Regions from separate parts of the Homo sapiens genome. Here regions 2 and 3 are each linked to region 1. The links are chromatin loops, found by intact Hi-C in ENCODE. Cell type or tissue: endothelial cell of umbilical vein. All regions are shown on one strand.

The links. Peaks named below come from ENCODE experiments on the same cell type or tissue, not always from the same donor. Only the 100,000 strongest peaks of a DNase experiment are listed, where the experiment ranks them.
Region 2: a loop joins it to region 1, with 3 times the contacts of the local background. A loop is called at or near these places in 75 of 110 quality-filtered maps.
Region 3: a loop joins it to region 1, with 2.5 times the contacts of the local background. A loop is called at or near these places in 42 of 110 quality-filtered maps.

The regions. Positions count from the first base shown.
Region 1 is chr9:14,747,533-14,755,532 of GRCh38, forward strand. It overlaps FREM1 (FRAS1 related extracellular matrix 1), which reads right to left. Exons shown (of 37, transcript NM_001379081.2): 30 at 2,595-2,744; 31 at 869-1,107; 32 at 149-196. Among named protein-coding and RNA genes, the nearest start is that of CER1, 29 kb to the left of the region's middle. In endothelial cell of umbilical vein, no CTCF peak of the experiment used is centred here; DNase peaks (open chromatin) are centred at 3,529 and 4,909; H3K27ac peaks cover 2,259 bases.
Region 2 is chr9:14,618,292-14,626,291 of GRCh38, forward strand. ZDHHC21 (zDHHC palmitoyltransferase 21) reads right to left here. Exons shown (of 10, transcript NM_178566.6): 9 at 1,348-1,391; 10 at 1-807. The coding sequence ends at 675. Among named protein-coding and RNA genes, the nearest start is that of ZDHHC21, 71 kb to the right of the region's middle. In endothelial cell of umbilical vein, no CTCF peak of the experiment used is centred here; no DNase peak of the experiment used is centred here.
Region 3 is chr9:14,461,097-14,469,096 of GRCh38, forward strand. It overlaps a transcript of NFIB not described here. Among named protein-coding and RNA genes, the nearest start is that of TRH-GTG1-6, 31 kb to the left of the region's middle. RefSeq lists a silencer at 5,355-5,649. In endothelial cell of umbilical vein, a CTCF peak has its summit at 4,552 (motif pointing right); a DNase peak (open chromatin) is centred at 4,575.

The DNA of each region.
Region 1 (8,000 bases):
GGATTTGTTTCTCTGAACACCCAAGCCTCTAATTTCAAAACAATTTTTTAAGAGAAATGTATAAATATAAAAAATATAAAATAATAGCTTCATTAAATACTTGCATCCATAAATATAAGAAATTTAGCAATTCTGTGACTACACTTACATTATAGATGATGTCTGTTCCATTTCTATAAACAGAGGATGGACGAACCTGAAATTGACAGAGAACAAAATATGAACAGAATTGGATTGACTAATAACTAGCAATAGGGTAAAACCACCAAGTAAGATCTTGCTAATGTCTGAACAATTACAAAACATATGTAATCTTAAGATTTCCCACGCCCAAATCATTGGAATTTCAAAAATCACTAGGCCTAATCAGAATTTATGATTGTTGTGTGGATTCACACATACAGAGTTCCAGTCAGGGAAAAAGTACATCTTTATTTTTTGGTATATCTATAGTACACAGGTCCAAGAACACACACACACACGCGTGTGCACATATGAGAGTATGCAATGGTTAGAATGCTGTGTTAATAAGGTCAAAGCCATGGCTTCCACACCCAATCGCATCATTTCATCTCACTCTATTTCAGGGTCATGGATCATTCCCTATTTGTCTTGGTCACAAAAGGAATCAAAGAAGAAATCATATGGATGAATCAGCATATCTATCACCTCAGTACAATTAAAGAAGCAAGGCAGCCTCAAGATCTTTGTATACAGAAGGCACTGCATAACTGTGCAAGGAACCATGGCCCCCACTCACTATGAGAATCAAAACAGCTTCTTCAGTGTTTCAGAATACTTATTAATATCTTCTGATCCTTTTAATATGTATTTTGCACATCATTTCCCAGAAGGTCCCCATCCTTACTGTTTTGCCATTCCCACGGGTCCTAAGCTTCCTTTGAGAAAGATCTGTAGAATCAAAGCCCCGCAGGGTGTCTCCCCTGATGACTGCTAGCTGCATGGAAGATGGAAGAGGTCTTCTTTCCAGATGAAAGGAACCAGAAGTGGTGGATGAGGAAGACCCTGGGGGCAGCAGATGCCAAATGCCCTTCTCCCATGTGCTGTGCTTGCTTTGGTTGGAGGAATATGAAGGATGGCATTGTCCTGGAGGCATGCAAGATGGCAGGCGGTCAGTTCATTTTACACAAACAGATAAGGTATCACATTGACACAGCTCCTGGAGCAGCTTGTCATTAAACCTAGATGGATGGTTTTCCCACCAGATGTTGCCTTTTTGCCATTTGCCAGAAACTCCTTTACTCTTCATCAGTTTACATCCAGGAAAGCTGTGCTCGTCTGCACATCTATTGAGTGATTATAAAGTCATGAAATCAATTTCATAAACCCCAAATGAAAATCACTGTTATGATTTTATTATCATATCATATACTGGGGGGAAAGTCTCACTTCTCTTATTATAGTATTCCCCAACATAAAAGTTTATTCACTGATCAAGCATTATTCCACAAGCACTTTAAAGTAATCATTTCCTAGAGGTAGAAACTGGAATTGTTTAAAGATGTCATAGAATTAAGTAGTATTTATAAAACTTTTCTCTTAGTTGCTGTAGAACAAAGACCCAGTAAATCTTAATAGAGCGGCTCCTATTGGAAACCTCACCAATTAGTATTTCTGGGAAGGCATAAAAAATTTGAGGGCAAAACCCTTGTCTGGGTATTTTATATTTCACATATAAGGTGTGTATATCATGTATTTTATGTACTTCATGTGACCAGAAAATTCTACTGGAAAAGAAATAAATTTGGTGAGGAAAGGTAGTGGGGAGAGATGTTGCAGAAACAAGGATATTATAAAGAAAAGAGGGGAGGTCCCATTTTTTTATAGAGTAGGAAAGAGAAGAGAAGGGAATAGATTCCAGGCAAGAAAAAAATATGGACCACAGGGCATGACAGGTATAAAAATGGGAGTGTAAGATTGAGTATGGTACGAACACTCGTCAAATGCTAAAAAGACAAGTAACTAAAAGGCATTTGGTGGAAAAAAATCAGAGCACCAAAGAGTCTGGCTGGTCTTTATTTTATTTAGTTCACAGGTTGTTCTTTAGCATAGACAATCCAGGACCTGTTTGGCGCTGCCATCCAAAGTCATTCATTAATATTCTCCAGCTGCTCCCAAATTCCCAAGCCAGCTGCATCTTTCACATCTATTTTTCTCCAATTCCTTCCTCTCTTAGAATTTTCCTGGTCACACTACAGTGGGGGCTCAGATTTTAGGCATTAAGAGTGCTCTTTAACAGAGAAAGATAATTATAGCTCTACAGACTCTGGGGAAAATAATTGTCGACAGATTCTCACCAACACTGTTTCCCCCTCGGTGAGAACAACAAACGGGTAGGAAAAAAACAACTACGGCACTGACTTGTTGCTTTTCTCAAGTGATCGTACTTAGCAGGAGGAAAACCACATGAAGCAGAAACCAGAATAAAGGGCCTACATCACGACTGAGGGTGCTTTCTTGACAAGAAATTAAGCATTTTGATTTGAAGGTGTTATCAAGCACGTTGGCTGTTGAAGGCAAGAGCTACAGCGCCAGGACCGCTCCTGATTTCAAGATGAGGATCAAAAGAATACCTCCTTTTGAGTCCAAAATTTTCACTGCAGCTTTTGTCTTTGTGCCAAGAACTGCATTCACAGGGGAGTTCAGAATTACTTCAAAGACCTCATCATCTTCCTCTAATCCGTCATAGGTAATTGCTATATTCCACATCTTAGTTGACATTCCTACAAGAAGTAAACATTTTAATTACTCTTTAATTGCTATTTCAATCACCTAGGTGTCAGAGAAATATATTAATTAACATGTCTACAGCTAGACTGCAGTAGCCCGAGTGAGCTATTGTACTGCTACCAACTCACTGAAGTCCTGCTGTTCTCCCAAATAATATGAAAAGACCACATTTGTTCCTGGACGATGATGTTTCCGTTTAAATGCAAACACTGTAACAAAAAAGTAAGCTGCAGTATGCAAGGGATAAAAAAAAAATGGTTATTAGATGAGATCCAAGACTTAATTATTTTCCCAACCTGTCCCTTCTCTTCTGAAGAGTAAACAAGTATTGCAATCTCAAAATCTTAATAGTTTAAAAAATCTTAAGCTGTTGATGCAGACAGAAGTGATTATTGGATGGTACTTCATGCTATTCATGGAACCCTTGAAATGATTGATTTCTTAATCATTTCTAAAGACAGCTGCCTGCATCGGCTTCCCCACTTCCTGAGATCTTTCTAGCCCACAAATGCTTTTTCTGATGATATAATACTCAGTAGTTTGATATCCTCCTAGAGAGAATTTATGGGCTGGGGGTTCTAGAAATAAAGCCAATTTTTTCCCTCTTTCTGGCTGCCTCTATTCATGAAGTTACAATCAAGCTTGGTTCACAGTAACTTTGTGAACTTAATATTATACAAAACAGTTTTGACCTTACAAACATATCCCAGCCATCCTGTCAACACCAAGACTGGAAACAAAGCAACCCCAGATACACAAAATATTAAGACTGCAAGAAGAAACTTCTGAGATGATCTCATCCTGACCAGTTTCTATGATGTGGATCATAGGATATCCCCTGAGTTTACTTAGAAGAACAAGTGGTGGAAGGAAGTAAAGGGAATACTTTTAAGTGGAGAAAGAAGGCTCAACTTTAAGAGGAATAAACACAGTAAACTTATCGATTTAACTTTTCTTAGCTGAGATGGAAAAGCTTACTCTGCCATTTGCTCATTGGCTATTTGAGTGCTTTTACTCCTTTAAGCCCCTCTATATGATACAGTTAAACTTTTTAAAAAGTCTTCTCTTAAAAATGTAACTCTTGGCCGGGTGCAGTGGTAAACAACTGTAATCCCAGCACTTTGGCAGGCCAAGGCGGGCAGATCACTTGAGCTCAGGAGTTTGAGACCAACCTGGCCAACAGAGCAAAACCCCATCTCTACAATAAAACAAAAACAAAAACAAAAATTAGGTGGGCGTGGTGGCACGTGCCTGTGATCTCAACCACTCAGGAGGCTGAGGTGGGAGGATCGCTTGAGCCCAGAAGGTCAAGGCTGCAGTGAGCCCAGGATGTGTCACTGCACTCCAGCCTGGGCAACAGAGTGAGACCTTGTCCCCATCTCCAAAAAACGACTCTTTTATCTTGCAGATTGCCTTCTACAGACTTATACCTCTCAACTGTCCATCTATATGGTGGCCTCTTTCTTGAAGGTATGCCTCACATAGATCTCATGATCTAATCAGTCTCTTCAATCCTCAACAGAAGTCAATGGAAAGGTGAAGCTATCCACTTCTTCTACTTTTGGCTGGCTGCACTTAGAGGGGAAAAAATTAGGTGTACTTGGAATAAATAGATTTTATTCAAAAACAGGCTGACAGCTAATTTATTAAGCTTCCAGTACTGAGTTTTTAAACCAATTACGTTCACAGTCTTTGCAAAAGCAGAAGTTGAAGCATCTAGTATGTATAATAATACCATACAATTCCCATCTCATGGATGGATAAATCAATACATCAAAATATATATTTTGTACTTATGATATGCTTATCTTTGCATTAGATGCTATGGAGAATACCAGAGGTGTAACATAAGCCAAGCCCTGATCTAAGGGAGCTTAAAATCTTTTGGGGGAGACAGAAGCAAAACCAGAAAAGTCAAATAATTATTGAAAGCTATGTATGTTTACCTACTAAAAGATACAGAATAGATTGTAGAGCCTATATAAATGTGGGCTTTAGAAGTGAAAGGATTAGGAGGGAGGAAACAGGAAAACAACATAAGTAAAGACAGGAAGATAGCAAAGCAGAGGTCTTGACTCGGGAAGGGTGAGTGAATTAGCTGGCTGGAATAGAGAGGTTACATGGGTGGACAGGAGGCCATAAGGCTGCAAAGATTATTTGTAGCCAGACTGCAGAGAGCCCTGGGCACCTGGCCAGATTCAGACTTTACAACATAGGCAAGAGGGAAGGGTCTTGAACAAAGAAGTCACACACTGAAAGTGGATTAGCAAAATGAACCTGAGAGTGTTATGTGAGAAAGTCTGGAGATCCAGGCAGATAGACAGATAGGCTAGAAGTTTGAAGACCACATAGACAGCTGCTGTAATACAATTGGCATGAAAAGATAAGAGGTGGTCAATGAAGAAAGCATATGAATAATATGATTATTAGTACTTGGAGAACTGTTTTGACCCTCAAAGACCATAAAGTTAAGCATCATGTAAATAAAATCCAATACAGAAAATATTTCCAACTCCCAACCGACTCTCTGATTTTAAGGTTAATTTTTTAAAATTATAGTACCCCCCAAACAAACAAACAAACAAACAAAAAACAAAAAACTTAAGGTTTTTGTTGGACCTTACGGAGTAGAACCAGATGGTTAGGGGTTGGAGAAAATATCTTTTGAGTTTCATTTAAGTGCTTCTGATTTGTTTGTGTGCATTCCAACTTGGTTTCTATGCCTTCCAGGTGTGCACAGAGGACTAACTCTTTAGGTTAATGAGATTGGAAGTCAAAACTTTATCATTTTTTCCCTTCCTCTTTCACTTTCAAGGTGCAAAGTATTTGCTAAGTCCCTGAGATATACAAGCATTTTCAGAAGGCTTGGACTGGCTCCCTGTTCCCACAAAACAAAAGGTGCTGAAGAGAAAACAGAGGTGTCATTTTATGCAGACATATTCCACTTTACAGAGTAGGTGAGTTCCTGGATGTTTTCCTGCAAAGCAGATTTCTCTATTGAAAGACATTTTCTCAATATTTTTTAGTAAATGCCACATTAGAGATCTGTTCCCTTGGAAAACATTTTGACTCTAAGGAATGATGATCAATTAAGAATGCTGCAAGCCTTTCAATAATGCATATTTTAAAGGAAAACAATCATTTTCTTAGGAGTATTTTTATATCCACTCAAGACTAGTCACAATAGCTGAATGCAAAGTAGTTAGGGTTTGCTTTTGTTTGTTTGGTATTTTTTTGGTTTGGTAGCATAGTTGCAACTTCAAGGCAAGCTTCCTTCCAGCTCCCACGTAAGAGTTCTCAAACCTTACGGCATCCCACTGTCTTCGGTTTTTCACTCTGTTTCTTCACCCAATCATGGAAGCTGCCGTTTTAAAAGAAACAAATTGATTTCCCTTGGTAAAAGGGGTGGATATGGGGATGGGGACACCAGACCCAGAAGAGGCAAGGATTAACAAGATAGGAGTAAATATTTACTGGACCTGTGGACATGGAGAACTTCAAAATTCTCTAAAGCAAGATTTCAGTTTGCAAAACTGCTTCTGGGTTAATAAATTCTAAAACAATGAACAGCCAATTGTTTTTTTCTTAATTTATAAGATATGCTTATATTATTTCTTAAATTGTCTAAATAATATCTAAAATCATAAGATTATTTACAGCCCCCAGAAGTCATTAGTATCTACTCAAAACAGCATGTGAGCTCTTCTAGACAAATGGGTATTTATCTTATCCAGTGGAATCTCCAAGAGACAGATTTCAGAGTCTCTTGTAGTGTGACACGTTCTAGTTCCTATCAGTCCAAACAGAGCACCTGATGGGCTCCTGAAACCTACTAGCAGCCAAAATTACTCCTGATCTTGTAGCAAACAGACCTCAAATTATGAAGATGACATATGGCAAAGACTCAAGAAATGGAAAAGTTGGAAGTGCCTTAACATGAAGTAGGAAGGGACATGGCGCACATCATCTCACCCTTTCATTGTAGGGATTGTTGGGTTGGCCGCAAGAGCCTGTACCAGTGTGGGAGTAAACAGCACATAAATAACAGGAATCTTTCCCATATATAACAGGATCTCTTCCCACAAAAGGAGGTCAGCTGGAAGAACCAGCTTATCTGAGTTAGAATGTTAACTATCACAGGAAGGAGGCCAAAAACAAAATACAGATTTTTGCATGTCGAAGTGAAGGTTCACTGTTATAGGCTGAATGGCGTTTCTAAAAAATTCACGTCCTCACTCCCAGTACCTCTGAATGTGACCTTATTTGGAACTAGGGTAATTACAGGTGTAATTAGTTAATGTGAGGTCATACTGGAATAAGGTGGGCTCCTCATCCATTATGACTGGTATTGTATAAAAAGGGGGACTTGGCTGGGCACAGTGACTCATGCCTGTAATCCCAGCACTTTGGGAGGCTGAGGTAGGCAGATCACAAAGTCAGGAGTTTGAGACCAGTCTGGCCAATAAGGTGAAACCCCGTCTCTACTAAAAATACAAAAAAATTAGCCAGGTGTGGTGGTGTGCGCCTGTAGTCCCAGCTACTTGGGAGGCCAAGGCAGGATAATTGCTTGAACCCAGGAGGCAGAGGTTGCAGTGAGCTGAGATTGCACCACTGCACTCCAGCCTGGGTGACGCAGCGTGACTCCATCTCAAAAAAGAAAAAAGGGGCAGGGACTTTATAACACAGACATGCACACAAGGAGAACGCTACGTGAAGATGAAAGCAGAGATGCAGGTGAGGCAGCAGACACTAAGAATGCCAACGTTTGCCACCCAGCCACCGGAAGCATGGAAGAGAGGCATGGAATCGATTCAGAAGTAATCCTTCATGCTGACAGCTTGATCTTGGGCCTCTAGCCTCCAGAACTGAGACACTCGATGTCTCTGTTTCAAGCTACCCACTGTTTGATGCTGTGTTATGACAGCCTGAAGAAACTAACACAGTCCTCAAGCATCATGCTACTTGCAGTGAACTGCAGAGAGCCATTTCTTTTCTGTGTTTGACATTAAGATAGGCAATTTTGAGGTGGTGCTGGTACTTAGGCCATTTTCTTTTGCCTTTGCTCAACTCTTTATGAGTTAGTGGCAGATGATGTCAATAGTTCACACTTAGAGGAGTGTTCTCAGTATGCAGAACATCTCCTTGGCAGGAAAGCACAAAGCCACAGTCCTGTCTGCTTCTCCAGGCCCATTGTATTTGCCACTCCCAAGCCCCCACATTTGATTCAGATCCATCTCAAACCCCAGGGA
Region 2 (8,000 bases), 130 kb before region 1:
TTTAACATTTCCTTTATAGTAAGGTAGGTAGTTGGTGTTTTACTTCAGTGGTACTTTCATGTTGGTTTTGGTGAAGAAAAAAGAAGAAAACGTAAGCAAGCCACTCCTAAGAAACCAATGCCCGTTTTGTGTTGCTGTTGTTCACTCCTATGCTGCTGCATTTTTAAAAACGTTGCAGCACATTTAAAAGGAAAGGTTATTTTAAATTGGATTTGAAAAAGAAAATTTACCTATACTATAAGAAGGTGTATCAACTTTTGTAAAACCTGAATAATTAAATTTAGATTTGGTTACTGTTTAAAAGTGAAAATTTTAAATAAACATCTGAAATTTACCATAAATTAGAATCTGTAACACTGTCAGTACTAAAATAAATTATGTACAATTATTTCATCCTAATCACTGCCTTTTGAGTTTAATAACAAAAGCATTTCAAGAAATCCCTGTGGAAAGCTAATTTGAAAGTAAACATGCTTTAAAACTTAAATATAGATCTTGTATTAGTCCCACAACAGGATCAAGATCACTATTAAAATAAAGCCTGGGGCACATTATGATGCCTAAGACTGGTGGGTGGATTTTAATTGACTTGAAGACTGTCATAGTTCTATTATCATAAAACCTGTAACGCATTGCCAGCATGGAGGACCCATCTGTGCCCACCATCCATCTGTTTAGACATGATTGGCAAAGTGGTAGGGAACTCGCAGTGGTTGCCTCTGCCTGAAAGGAATGAACCACAGGATCTTCCAACGAGTGCCAAAAACTTCTGAGAAGGTCTGCTGCCATGGCTTTCGGGGCCTCGATCTACAGAAGACAGCATTATTAGTGAAAGACAGCACTCCCATGGTGCACTTCAGTCAGCTAAAACAATACAGATTGGCTGGGGATCCATTACTGGACTCTGATGAATTGTGTCCCAGCATCATAAATACAGCTTTTCTTTCATTATGGCATGCAGCTGAGTTTTAACTCTGGATAGCAGATATTGTATCTGTGTCGTCAATCAACCGAGCGCAACTTTTGAAGCAGAGGAAAATCTCAGGATTAACAGAATGTGTGTCAACAACACAGTAGCAAATCTCTTTTGATGTACTTTCAGGACAAATAATTTAACTTACTTTAGTTAGACAAGGCACAAGAATGATCAGCATTTTAGTGTGAAAACTACCATGGCTGGAAAACCCCTACTGTAAGACTGGGGTAGCTTGCCTAGCACAGGCCTCAGACAATGCACCAAGAAAAAGCCATCATTATATTATCTATCTACCATATGCACATATTTCTCAAGTATGTCCAGTTCTTTCCAATTTTAAATAATACTATACACTTCAGTTTTATACTTACATATCTTCACAACAGTTTGACATCTTTTCAATAGATGTTGTATCCTATTAAAAATAAAAAATTATATTCAGATGTAAGAAAGTTATTAAGTCTTTATTCTGTATCCACTCTATCATGTTTTTAATCTTATTCCAAAAATATTCTATAGATTTAAACAGTTTATATATGAGTATTATGAATTTTAAATTATCTTTCATACATTGCTGGAATCCCCTTGGAAAAACAAAATCAACATTATACTATGCAAAAAAAAACCTATTCAAATACTAAAACCTCACAAAAATTATGACAGTATCACTTCATTAAAATATAACCTTTTATTACACTTGCTTTCTTGACAATTCCTTTGAAAGTCTACAATCTACTTTCAATTTAACTGTCAGTGAATATGCATTAAAAAATAAATACTAAAATGACATATGAAAGAAACTAATGAACAGAAAACTGCCTAAGAGTCAGGGTGCTACTGGTTCTGGGTTTCTGTAAACAACAACAAAACTCAACAAGGCAATCTATGAATTTGCCATATTACAACATCTATTATTCTGAAAACTAAACTGACCAGAGTTCTTTCTTAGCGGAAAAAATAACTTTTTTGATAATACAATTCCCTAATTGTATGCTTTCTGTAAGGCTCTAACACAAATATGTAAAAAAAAAAATTTCAACAAACAGAAGATTGCTTCCAGAAATGCTGGTTTCTGTTATCAGAAGACTTATCATTAGACTGGCAAATTGTTATAAGCAATAGCCAAATAATCAAAACACAAATTACACAATCTTATTTTTAGATATTTATTTGTATTTTAAATATATTTTGAAACAGTGCAAAAGAGTACATTCATTCAAATACACCAAAAGCTGGAGAAGTTTTCCTCTTTTTATCCCTTACTTTACCTTAACACTTTGTTTATACATAGGTGGACTTATTTAAGCAGTACTATTCATGCAAACTCTTGCAGCTACAGGTAAAATCCCAAGAACTTATTTGGCTGCAAAACTTTTCCAATGATGCTAATAAACAGCACCTTCACTCAAAAACAACTCTTTAGAGATGTTAATAGCTCATAATATTAAATTCTCATTAAGAATAGTTGCATAACTACAGTTAGCCTATGTAAGAGAAAATCAGAGAAAATGGATCTATTTTTAAGATAACTAATAACCAACAACATAGTTTCATTTACACATTTTCCAGGAATTTTTAAAAAGTTATAGATTAGCTACATATTCTATATTCATTAGTTTTCCTATCAAGCTGTGTAATTAATGGTATCCAGTGACAATTGTATTAATAATTAACCTTTCTCTGCTCCGTTGCAATTTCCTCAAAATGTCTTACTTTATGAAAACACAGTCTACAAACATATGAGAACACTGATTAGGGTCTTAGAGGAAATTTGGGCTTCAGGTTCCACATCTGTAAAGGAAGTAAGTCATTTTAATGGTTTCTTAGAGTTTTGATAGTAACACATTGTTCCAAAGCAATTAAAACAACTTACACAAAAGTACGAAGAAAAAGATGAGATAGAAGTCAACGAGAAAGCTGAAATAGAATAGCTATTAGGAAAGGTATATGAATGGCCTAAGATCACAGATGTGGACAACACTTAAAAACTATAAACTATTCCATGGTATATAAGGCAAATGAAAGGTCAGACTACTCTCACCAGCTAAGATTAAGGGCAATTTTTACTATGGAGAAATTACAACTTGTTTATAATCCTGAAGGATTTATTTGTGGCATTAAAAAAATCAACTTTAAAGATTTCAGATTTAGATTTCATACAGAAAAAGCTTTTATTTTCAAGTGTTTTTGATACCTTTCTTGAATCTGTTTTGGGAAATAACTAAAATACTATCTATTAAATCATCATAAGCATGGTTATTCTTTCAAACAATGTGATGCTTACCATTACTTTATGAGTAGGATTTGTGAGGCTGGCCCAAATAGGCTATTTTTTTTCCTCTAGAAATGGCAAATGCTCATCTGTCTGTAACTCTGTTATCCAGAATACTGTTATAAGTACAATTTGTATTTTAGCAACCAAACATGTCATCAAGTTTTTGCACTGGTGCTTACATATAACACACCCAGAGCAATACAAATTAGGTTATCACATTCACTAGCAGGACAGAAACAGCAAACTAGAAGAGGACAGGGGTTACTACTATGAAGAATATGAAAAACCACAAGTTATCCTCAAGTGTCAAATTAAGTTAAATATACTTTTGGAATTAAAAAAAACCACTAAAAAATATTTTGGTGCAGATAACTTCATTCAATACTAAAGACTCAACACAGTTAGTGCTCATCATGAAAGGACCAATAAGATAACTATTATCCTCAAGGAGTTTAAATACAAAATATAAGTCCTCAGTTATATGTAAAACTCAGCTATCCAGAGAAATTCACTTGTCCAGGAATGATAACAAACAAGTTTTTACTATGTGTCGTCTACCAGAACACTTTTATTTATAAATATTTACACCTCGATTACAGTCTAATGATCAAAATATCTAAGACTTTCCTCAGTCTACATGACCAAGAGATATATGAGGATGATTTACTATTTTAAAAACTGGATGTTCTTAAAAATAATGAACTAGAAACAGCAAGACATACAGAAATATAGGCCCTACCTATTTTATCTAATATTTTATCTTCTGATGGGTGATCTTACATAAGAAATTATTTTTCAGGTCTAGTCTAAAAAATTATGTTGACTATTACCACTGTATCCTAAGTAGTAAAATTATACCTGGAATGGGGGGGCGGGGAAGTTCCTAAGAGAAAAGGAGAAAGAGATATCTCTTGGCTTGATGTTAGGAAAATGAGAGGTTGCAGGGGGGTGGGATAAAGAGCAAGAATTTATCACCAGAGGTTTCCTGGTTAACAGACCTGAGAACCCAGTCCTCTTGGCATAGAGCGCTTGATGATACAATCCATCCAACTAACTCATCCTGTTTTGAGTTCATTCTCACCAAGCAACACTTTGCCACATATGTTGTCATACAGGAGAAAGAATGTGCTGAAGAGTCCTTTGGCACACCTGACAATCGCACATAAAGGAATAAACAATCTGTTATATGACTATCTCTTTTGAGTCTGGAAGTAAGAGCCATTGCCTCTGGACCTGTTTAACCCTGCAAACAATTTCAAAATGGAGTTTCTAGACCTGCCAAACTGCAGACCTGAGGAAAGTAAGAAAATTCTTTTCATTAGACTCCTTGAAGACAGTTCAATCTAACCTCAATTATCCCCTGCATTCTTTATTATTATAGGTCTTGTTGATGCTTCCAAGTCTGCTACACGTAGTTACCTAATGACTCTATGGTGATTTAATCTAGAGTTTAAAACACTGTTCTATACACACAATCTACTCAAAATGGATCAAAAACTTCAATGTTAAGACCTGATCCTATGAAACTACTGGAAGAAAACATAGAGGAAATGCTTTAGGACATTGCCTGGATAAGGATTTTTTAGGTAAGACATAAAAAAAAAAGGCAACAACAAAAAAAAAAACAGACAAATGAGATTACATCAAACAAAAAAGCTCTGCATAGCAAAGGAAACAACATAGTGAATGGCTGGGTGCGGTGGCTCACGCCAGTAATTACAGGACTTTGGGAGGCCAAGGCAGGTGGATTGCTTGAGGCCAGGAGTTCAAGACCAGTGCAGCCAATATAGTGAGAGCCTGTCTCTACAAAAACAAAACAAAACCTTTAAAAAATTAGCAGGCATGGCATGGTGGCATGTGCCTGTAGTCCTCGCTACTTGGGGGACTTAGGTGGGAGGTTTGCTTGAGCCCAGAAGTTCAAGGCTGCAGTGAGTTATGATCATGCCACTGCACTCCAGCTTAGGTGATAGAATGAAATCCTGTCTCTTAAAAAAAAAAATACATTGAAGAAACAACCTAAAGAATGGAAGAAAATCTCTGCAACTATACATCTGACAAGGGGTTAATACCCAGAATACATAAGGAACACAAACAACTCAACAGAAAAAAAAAAAAAAAGAGAGAGAAAACAAAAAAAATCTGATTCTAAAACAGAGAAAAGATTATAGAAATGACCAACAGGTATATGAAGAAATGTTCAACACCACTAGCCATCAGAGAAACGTAAATCAAAAACCACAATGGGAAATCATGTCATCCCAATCAGAATTATCCCAGGGTATTATCAAAAATACAAAAGGTAAATGTTGGCAAGGATGTGGAGAAAAGGGAACCCTTACACAGTCTGGGGAAGAACCTTTACTCTTGTTGGGGAAAGTGTAAATCCATGCAGTCATTATAAAAAACAGTATGGAGGCACCTCAAAAAGTTAAAAACAAAACTACTATATGATCCAGCAATCACAGCACTGGGTACACTGTCAGCCCTCCATATTTGTGGGTTCTGTAGCTGTGATTCAATCAACCATGGATCGAAAATACTTTAAGAAAAACTATTTAAAAAAATAAATAATAATATGAATTAAAATAATATAGTTTAACAACTATTTACATAGTATTTACGTTGTATCGGGTATTATAAATAATCTAGAAGATGAATTATAGTACAAGGGAAGATGTCCATAAGTTATATTCAAATACTACACCATTTTACATAAGGAACAGGAGCCTCAATGGATTCCGATATCCCTGTGGGGTCCAGAAATCAATCCCCCATGGAGAGTGAGGGACAACTGTATATTCAAAGGAATAAAATCAGTATGTCAGAGTCCCATGTTTATTGCAGCACTCTTCATAATAGCCAAGATATGGAATCAACCTGTGTCTAACAGCAGATGAATAAAGTAAATATGGTATATATACACAATGGAATACTAATCGGCCAAAAAAAGAATGAAGTACGATCATTTGTGATCACATGCATAAATGAAATAAGCCAGTTAAAGAAAGACAAATACTGACTGTTCTCACTCATATGCAGAATCTTAAAAAAGGTGATCTCACAGAAGTATGAATAGAACAGTAGTTAGCAGAGACTGGGGAGGGTAGAAAGAAGTGAAGGATGGGGAAGAGGATGGTCGATGGGTACAAAGTTACAATTAGAAAGGAGTAATAAATTGTGGTGTTCTATTGCACAGCAGTGTGATTACAGTCAACAAAGTACTGTACATCTCAGAATAGCCTGAAGAGAGGATTTCGGATGTTCTCACCACAAATAAATGAAAAACGTTTGAGGTGATGGATAAGTTAATTACTGATTTGATCATTACATTATGTATACAAATATTGAAGCATCACATTGTACCCCATAACTATGTACAATTATTATATATCAATCAAAAATTTAAAAATTAAAAACACTACTCAGGCAAGTTTTTCACAATTAGAGAAAAACTTTGCCTGCTTTATCTATTACTAATTTATATTAATTCTAAGAAAGACTTTCATTTCACTTCTTAGCACCTCTGATTAGTATATGAACAGTAGCTCATTTAACTTTAAATTTTTCCATAGCACTTAGCAGCACATACTGTACAAAATGGTCAACTTAATATAAATTTGCAGCACTAAACTAATTGGACATGAACAGAAATAGCATGATTCCTTATTTTTAGTTTTGTTTTCAATCAAAAGAGGGAAATGTCCTGTTAATCTTAGCTCTGTCTTCCTTCTACTTTCCTCATTTGAAATGAATGGTTCTTTAAGCACCCATTTCCAACAAAAGACCAGCTATGTCTTTTATCAGGGATCTGAAGTTCACATAAACATCGAATCAATCATAGAACAAAAGTGAGAAGGCAACAGATCTTATATTTATAGACACTGAAAATCTCTTTCCAAAATAATCCTCACACTTCTCTTAATCTTAAATGCCACTTTCTGACTGTATAATCTAAAGAAAATTGCTAAAACTCTATACCTCCATTTCCAAATAATAACGCTTACCTCATAGGTTTTTGTGGGGATTAAATGAGTTAATTATGTCAAAACCCCTTATAACTCCTCAATAAATGGCAGTCTTAAGATTTTAGTGATACTGCCTACTACCTACTTTTTGAGAGGGCTTGGAAAGAAATACCTCAATTACCTCAAAATGTAACTTTTCAACATTATGTTTAAACAAACAAACAAGTGGTTTTATAATGAAAAATAAAATAATAGGGACTACAAGAGACTACACATATAAAATCCTATGCCCTCTAAGAGCTTATAATCCAGTTGAAAAAACAAGTCCTAAATATGTAAACCATGATTCATTCATTCATTTATCCATCTATCAAAAATTTACCAAGTATCTATTATGACACAGTCCTTAGCATCATGGAACTTACAATCTAGTAAAAGTAGTCAAGTATACAGGAAATAATTATATAGTAACATAGAGAGGAAGCCAGCAAGGATGATTATATACAATAATGTTTTGTAGAAATAAGTCTCGCACTAATCAGAATATTTGGAACAGCTGAAAAACTGTTTATAATCAAAACTCAAATTTAACTACTCTTACACTTTTAACACCAAAATTATACTTTGATAAGATTTTTGGTTATTAGTAGAAATAAGATGGGCATTTAACATGCCCCTTTGGCTGAGATTCAGGGAATAATAATATATCAATAAAATGTACATAAATTATTGTGCCAAAATACCATAAGCAAACCATAAATATAAGATTTACTGCTTTCTGCAG
Region 3 (8,000 bases), 290 kb before region 1:
TCTCCACAGTCCCATAGCATCCCACACTGTTCTCTGCAATTGTCTGTACACCACCAATTGGTAACTGATGCTTCATTTTTTTATCCCTCAGTAGATTGTGAGGTCTTGAGGGAACTGTGAGCTTGGCAGAGCAATCGGCACAGAGTTGATTAAATGTTTATTGAATGAGAACATGAATGAATCAATCCGTTGAAGAAATCCAACTATGAGGTGGCAATGGGAATGGAGGAACACAGGTGATAGGAAGAAATAATCCAAAAGAAAAGTAAACAGGACTTGGTGATAGATGTGTCATAGCCAACTAATTGACTTTGTAAAATTCAGCTCAGAATTGATACTCTCTGCCAAGCCTCATCTTACAAATCAGCCTCTATCAGCAGCAGGCAGGAGTCCTTCTGGCTCAAGTCTTTCTTCCACTGTGGAACTACTTGCAAAAATGTGTTGCTTCCCCTCCACATTTCATCAATCAGCTCACCCCTTCTGGATATAGTACTAACATAGCACACAGGAAACCAAATGCCATGCTCTGCATTCCAGCGTCGGCACCCCATTCTATCATCTCTTTTATGTATGGTAAGAATCCTGTGAAGTGGGCTGGGTAGTTTAATTCCATCTATTCAGCTTATTTTCCAGGTAATGAAGGAGGCACAGAGATCTCAAATTGTAAACCCTAAGTTGTGGAAACTTTGCCTGGGGCACTTATTCCACCAGATCTTAAGTGGGTGCTCTAGGATCACTGGAGCAGGTAAAAAGATGTATTAATGGCATTATGGTATCTTCCTGAAGAGTCCAAAGAGCAACCAGGGAATAGCAAAAGCAAGGGGAGAACTGGATTCAGATGGGTCTCGTATACACATGTTATTGATGATTTCTTCTGAGGCATCAAAGGCATTTCCCCTGAAGACACCAAAGGCAGAGAAGACTGATTGGGAACCTCCTGGGCAGAGTGTCCTAACACCTTTTCTTAAATAGAAATGGAAGTTTCGCATTCCAGCTCATAAGGTATCCCTAGTTATCTTAATATAGGTGTTTTAAATTATTTGCAAGTTAAATTAGTCAAAACATTTTAATACACAATCAGTGTTTCAGTCTGATGCATAAAATATATTCTTTGGTTTCTGCTGATCACCCCAGTGTATTGTGCTGAATCACGGTATGGTATTCTTTTTTCTTTTTTTTCTTTTTTTCTTTTTTCTTTTTTTTTCAGACAGAGTCTTGCTCTGTTGCCCAGGCTGGAGTGCAGTGGCGCGATCTTGGCTCACTGCAAGCTCCGCCTCCCGGGTTCACGCCATTCTCCTGCCTCAGCCTCCCCAGCAGCAGGGACTACAGGCACCCGCCACCACGCCCGGCTAATTTTTTGTATTTTTAGTGGAGACGGGGTTTCACTGTGTTAGCCAGGATGGTCTGGATCTCCTGACCTCATGATCAGCCCGCCTCGGCCTCCCAAAGTGCTGGGATTACAGGAGTGAGCCACCGTGCCCGGCCACCGTATGGTATTCTTGAATCCATCACTGGAGTCTTCCAGAGTGTGAGTAACCAGTAAGAGAAACACAGGACTATCGAATTCTTATCTCTGGGTTTTAGAGTTCTTAGTTAAAGTGACTATCAATTGGGGGAATTTTTCATAGTTAAAAGTGAGGCGTTCCTGACCACAGGGACTATGGGGCCTCTAGGCTCATATAATAGGTGTTCCCATTTATTAGAAAGTTCTGGGATTCTAGCACAAGGCCATAGCCAATCAGTTTACTGTATTAATTATGCTGTTAGTTATTAACATGTTTTAAAGTTATGCAACACTTCCCAAAGGCAGAGACAATGTCACATTCATTTGTTTCAAAGGCTGATTGTAGTGGTTCCTGTGTGCTGAATATGTGCTTCACGAATGTTACAATGTTAATATTCAAACAATGGTAGAGTTTTCACAAAACACAGGGAAGCTTGTCCATAATAAGTTCAATTTAATAAAATTTAATAATAAACAACTATAACATTTAATAAATACACATGAGAATTAAAATTCAATTAAATAATTAAATCATAAAATAATTATTTTGATTGTTTTATTAATTAATTATTTTATTATTTTATTTAATTGAAATAAGCTTAATTTAAATAAACTGCCTATGGTAATAGCAAGAAAAGCTGCAGCTACCCAGCAATAAATGTCAGAAAATATAAAAGACTTTATGGGCATAATTACTAAAAAATATAAAAGAAGAGTTGGATAAATGGAGAGCTATACTTTATTAGATGGAGAGATTCAATATGTAAAGATGTCAGTTCTTTATAAATTAATTTCTAAAGCCAATACAATTTCAATGAACATTTAACAGGATTTTTCCCTTATATATTTAACAAATATCCTAGGAAAAAAAAGCCGTTTCTGTCACCCATCAATGTCAGGATGGTGATGTTGTTAATAGCAAAGGAAATCTCTAATTCCTCCCCTCCTTGCAGAGTGGCATCGTTAAGTGAATTTTCCCCACATTTTATTAAAATCTGCATTTTCTGGGATGTAAGATGCTATTCGGATCATTTACATGACTGAAGTCATTTGATTTTCTTTTTTTTTTTTTTTTTTTTTTTGAGACGGAGTCTCTGTCACCCAGGCTGGAGTGCAGTGGCGCAATCTCGGCTCACCGCAAGCTCCGCCTCCCGGGTTCACGCCATTCTCCTGCCTCAGCCTCCCGAGTAGCTGGGACTACAGGCGCCCGCCACCAAGCCCGGCTAATTTTTTGTATTTTTAGTAGAGACAGGGTTTCACCGTGTTAGCCAGGATGGCCTCGATCTCCTGACCTCGTGGTCCGACCGCCTCGGCCTCCCAAAGTGCTGGGATTACAGGCGTGAGCCAGGGCGCCTGGCCTCTCCCTGCTTTTCTAAAAACACAATCTACGATGGGGTCTGAGGCTGCTTGTAACATGTAGCATTTTTACAGTTGGAAATTCTGAAATCAAGAAAAGAAAAACCACTTTCTCTCCAGCCCTACCGCTAGTGACTGGCTGTGTCTCTGACTGAACCAAATCTGGTAGTAGACAGAGAAAAGAAAAATGAAAGGAATAAAAATTGAAGATAGAGAGACCAGGATGATAATCAAACAATGCCTTACGTTTATGAAAAGTTTTCATTTCCACTATCTCATTTATGTATGGTAAGAATCCTCTGAAATGAGCTGGGTATTTTAATTCCATCGATTCAGCTTATCGTGCAGGTAATGAAGGAGGTACAGAGACCTCAAATTGTAAACCCAGTGCATGACATAGATATATTTTATTATCTCTTAGGCAGTGCTGTGTGTGGAAGGAGCCAGGCTTTCATCCAAACCTAGACGGTGCACATTTTCAACATGGAAAACATTAGGGAAGGCTTTATGGTGGTGGTAAGAAGTGGGCTTTGAACAAAAACAGAACCTGAAGTGTTGGAGGAAAAAGGGAGGGTGTTTCTCATGAGAAAACAGGCACACAGACCTGAAGTTGAGGAGGAGAACAGCTGATGGAGCGTAGCAAGGAATTGGCCTCAGGGGTGAGAGCTTAGGAGGAAAGGATCACAAGAATGATGCCAGGATGGAGGAGGTGGGGTGCTTGGCCGAGACCCCCCAGGGCCCCTTGGAGAGCTGTTCTGATGGACCAGAACCCTAAAGATCTCAGTGGGACGGTCAGCATGCTTTGGGACCTGACTGACCTTGACTCCTTTCCCACTTTGTTACTTGCTGGCTGAGCGACCTTGTGAAGTTATTTATCTTTTTGTCTCCAATCCCTCCTGTGAAAGATGGAGTTGTATTTCCCTATACAACTATTGTGAAGAATGAATGAGTTAATGAATGTGACACAGTACCTGTCATGTGGAATGTACTCAATAGATATTATTATTATTATATGAACATGGGAGTGCCATGATGACAGGCTACAAGATAAATGAGAACAGTCAGTTAAATTTTAAATAACCCATTAAGAATATTGCTTGGTTGGGAAACCAAATAATCTGTCATAAACAAGATGTGCTTTGCAAAGGCTTCACTGTAGAGACCTTTGTAGGACCATGCAAGATTTGCTCTCATTATGGTTCATATGATCAGAATTGGAATCTTAAAATTACCTTCCACCCCCTTATCCTCATCCCTTCAAAAATGTAAATGGAAGCATTATCTCTGAGCCATCCATCCTGGAACCTTCTAATGTTCTCTTTCCAAAAGAAGGACTGGGAAACGTGATGGAAGCTCTTGGAGTTTCCATTTAGGAAGAAAACAAACAGAAAGAAATCACACAAATTCACACTCAAGTGCTACTCTAAATGGGAAGAACATATTTCAAAAAATAAACACTCTGTTTGACTAATCAGAAGGAAATCTGCTCTCTGAATTCAAAGGCCTCTGCATAGATATTAACAACATAGAGAGAAGAAAATGGCTCATTAATGATTTATGAAAATTGTTGTCACCGTCAACCAAAGCATATTTTGTGATGAATGAAATGACTTGTTACACACACACACACACACACACACACACACACACACGCCCTACCCCCTGCAGCTATGGGCCCTTCTTGGCTGTCATAGTGTGAATCACCACTCGAGGGAGCCCAAGGTTCTCTGGTCCTGGGCTACCTACAGTCACCAGGATGCAATGGAACATGTTGGGGAGACATGTCCTTCTGCCACTCTACTGCAGGGTGGACATTTGGGGCCGAGACAATTCTTGGTGTGGGGGCCCATCCTGTGCACTGTACGATGTTAAGCAGCATCCCTGCACCCTACCCACTAAATGCCAGTAGCAACAATACTCCCTCTCCCAGTTGTGACAATCGAAATGTGTCCAGACAGTGCCAAATGTCCCCTAGGGGACAAGCCACTGCTCTAATGAAGCTCATGGAGGTCGTAGGCCCCCAACACTTTGGTCTCCAATAGAAAAGCACGGCAGGACTGAGAGAGAGTCGAGTCACCAGCTGTATTTGTCTCACTCTCCTGTGAGCGGCTTAGTGAGAAGCAGAATGCAGGAAGGAACGATCCAGTTCCCTGATGGCCTCACGGGTGTTCGGAGAGAGCCCGCATCTCAGCCAGCCTTTATGAAGAAAGGAAACACTGTCAAGGCCTGTCTGGGATGGTGCAAGCTGAGGCAAGGCCGTTATCTTCAGCAGCTCAAATGATTAGTTAATTATTCATTACTATTTGTCATAAAACCCTGAAGGTCTGCCAAGTGGTAGTATGCAGGCAATACTAAGGCAGCGGACGTGTCTTTTCTTATTTTCCAGTGAAGATGAGGCATGGAAAGACTGGGCTGCTCTGACAGCACACTCTGCACTGGCACTGGGGGTGTGCAGATGGAAGGTCTAGGAACACGGCACTCTGGATCGCACCATCCTCTGGGCTCTGCGTTTGACATTCTCCCCTCATACTTCCCACTCTGTTGGCTTCAGAGATCATGAGGCCAGAGGAAAAAGCAATGGAGGCGGGTGCTTCCAGCCTGAAAACAGTCGGAAGCTAGGAGCTCCCGTCTGTCAGCCTTCCCTCCTGCTCTCCATAGCGGTGGAACACAGTCCTACCAGCAAGGGGCCTTCTCTGCCCTTTCTCCTCTCTTCTTTCTCCTCTGCCCCCCAGGGTCTGCTTTGTGGTGTCTCCTCCCTCTCTATTCTTCTTTATGTCTGCCTTTGTTATTCATTTTAACCAGAAACAAGTATATGGTTTATGGTGGGGGAGCTGGGGCTGAGGAGACTGGAGACACAGTGCAATTTGCCCCAGATTTTGAAAACACCCAAAGGATGGCCTGGCTTTTAGCCCCACTGAAAGAAAACCAGACAGGCTGACCTCTATTTGCCTGAAAACAAGCCAAGGCTGGGGTTAGGAAATTAAGATCTAGAGTCCCAAAGATTCACCATTCCAGGACCACAGCTGAGGCTTCACTGCTATGCTGTGCGGGAGGGGGCTGTGAGATCCCGGCATGCCAGGGCAAGAGGGCAGGAGAACCAGCAAAAGTCAGGCTTCGCTCTAATGAGAGAGACTTCTAGGTTTCCCTTCGAGGTGTTGGGTGGTGGGGGAATAGTGGCTGTTTCCTTGACAACTGTCATTTAGAATCCAAATAGAGTTCATCATTTGATGAGTTTAGGGCACCACAGGCTGTCCTGATGTGAAGAAAAGGCTATTCCGTGCTAAAGAGAACTGGCTTCATTTTAATCCTTGACCTCCACCTTACCTGAGTCACTGAGAGCTGTTCCTCTTCCCAGCACAGCCAGCACACAGGGTCTGGCCAGGTCACAAGTAGATCCAGGCACATCAGCAAAGTTATTAAGAAGCCTATAAAATTTGGGGACGCATGAGTGGGTGAGACAGTGATTAGAGAAGCCAAGGAGAGGATGGAAGAGGATGAAAATAGGCTTAGGGCTGCCAACTAAGCCACCTGTGACTGCTGGTCTCATTAACAGCTCTTACTGGGGTGAAGGGATATCCTTTGTCCTGGTGCTATAGGGTTTTATAAACTGTTTATCCATTCAATATTTATTATTTATTTATTCAGTCAATTGGCATTCATTCAATATGTATTTATTCACTCAATATTGATTTACTCATTTAATAAATATTTATTGATTTGATATTCATTCAATAAATACTTATCAAACACCTACCATAGGCCAAGCTCTGTTTTAGGTGCTTGAGATACATTAGGAAAGAAAACTAAGAACTGTGTCTGTGGAGCCCTTGCAGGAGGCCAAACATCTTACATTTGATTTGATCCTCACAGTAAATGTATATGGAAGACACTGTTGTCCCCATTTTACAGATGAAAAAACTGAGGCTGAGTGAGATTTAATAACAATGTAGGTATTAAATGGTGGAAATGATCAAGCCCTGATCTGTGCAATTCCAAGTGTGTGTTCTTTTCAAATATGACTTTAATCCTGTGGAGATGTCACTTTACTCAAGGAAGAGTAATCAGCTTTGCATTAGATATTCGTTAGTCTATTTCTCCAGAATTTATGTGCAGAAATTATCCCTATAGGGGAACAAACCAACTTACACACAAAGTGCCAAATGTAGAAAACCAACCGATTTGACAAAGCCACTCACCAAGGATGTATGTTTGCTACGAAGCATGATGTCATCAGAGCCTGGTTGTATAAGAGAGTATTTAGCAAGACTTTAAGAAGAGTGAATGAATATAGAGCTTTCAAGGACTTATCAAACTTAAAGGTAACCAATGCAGACAAAATGCTTGTAAAATGCTAATTAAGGTACACCTCTTTGCCAGTAAGATAAGGTGAGGAGATGATATGATCTAAGGCATTCAGGGCAGTGAAGGGGAAGGGGGTCATTTCCAACATTTAGCGTAACATAAACACAAAAAATGCCCACTTATTAATGAATAGAGATGCATTCTTTGTTAGCTGGTACCCAGGTTGGGTAGAGGGGTGAGAGTGGGTATTCCATTTGGCTTGGAGGCTTTAATTTTGTTGCACTATTTCTGAGTGTGTAAAAATTGCTGCCCAAAGCAGCTCTAATTTGCTCCTCTTTCAGCTTCTCTCAGGAAAAGTCTGGAACACGAGATGATATTCTCCACTCGAATAAGATGCTGGCAGGAACTGGATAGAAAACTGGTGGAGATACAGTGGATGTATATGAAGAAGGAGCTATCTGTCACTTGTGAGGCATTTTGAATGCTAGGTGTTCTACATACATATTTTGTTAAATTCCAAAACAATTTCAAGAGGTAGAAATGATCACACTCACTGATAGGTGAGGGAACTAAGACTCTCACAAGTAAATTGCCCAGATCTCACAGGTAGAAAGGTACAGAAGACCACCATTTGGAATAAAAATAACTCCAGAAATACTGGTGGCTTCTCACTCTCATATCCTCTTTCCTCCCTCATTCTAATCCTAACCGTGTGCTCCACACTGACATATCCAGGTATCAGAAGTGTGTCTGGGACAGGCAGGCAGGCACAACAATGCCCACTTCGATTCCACACACTTCAGGTAGAACACCAGTGGTCCTGTGTCTACGTTCCTTT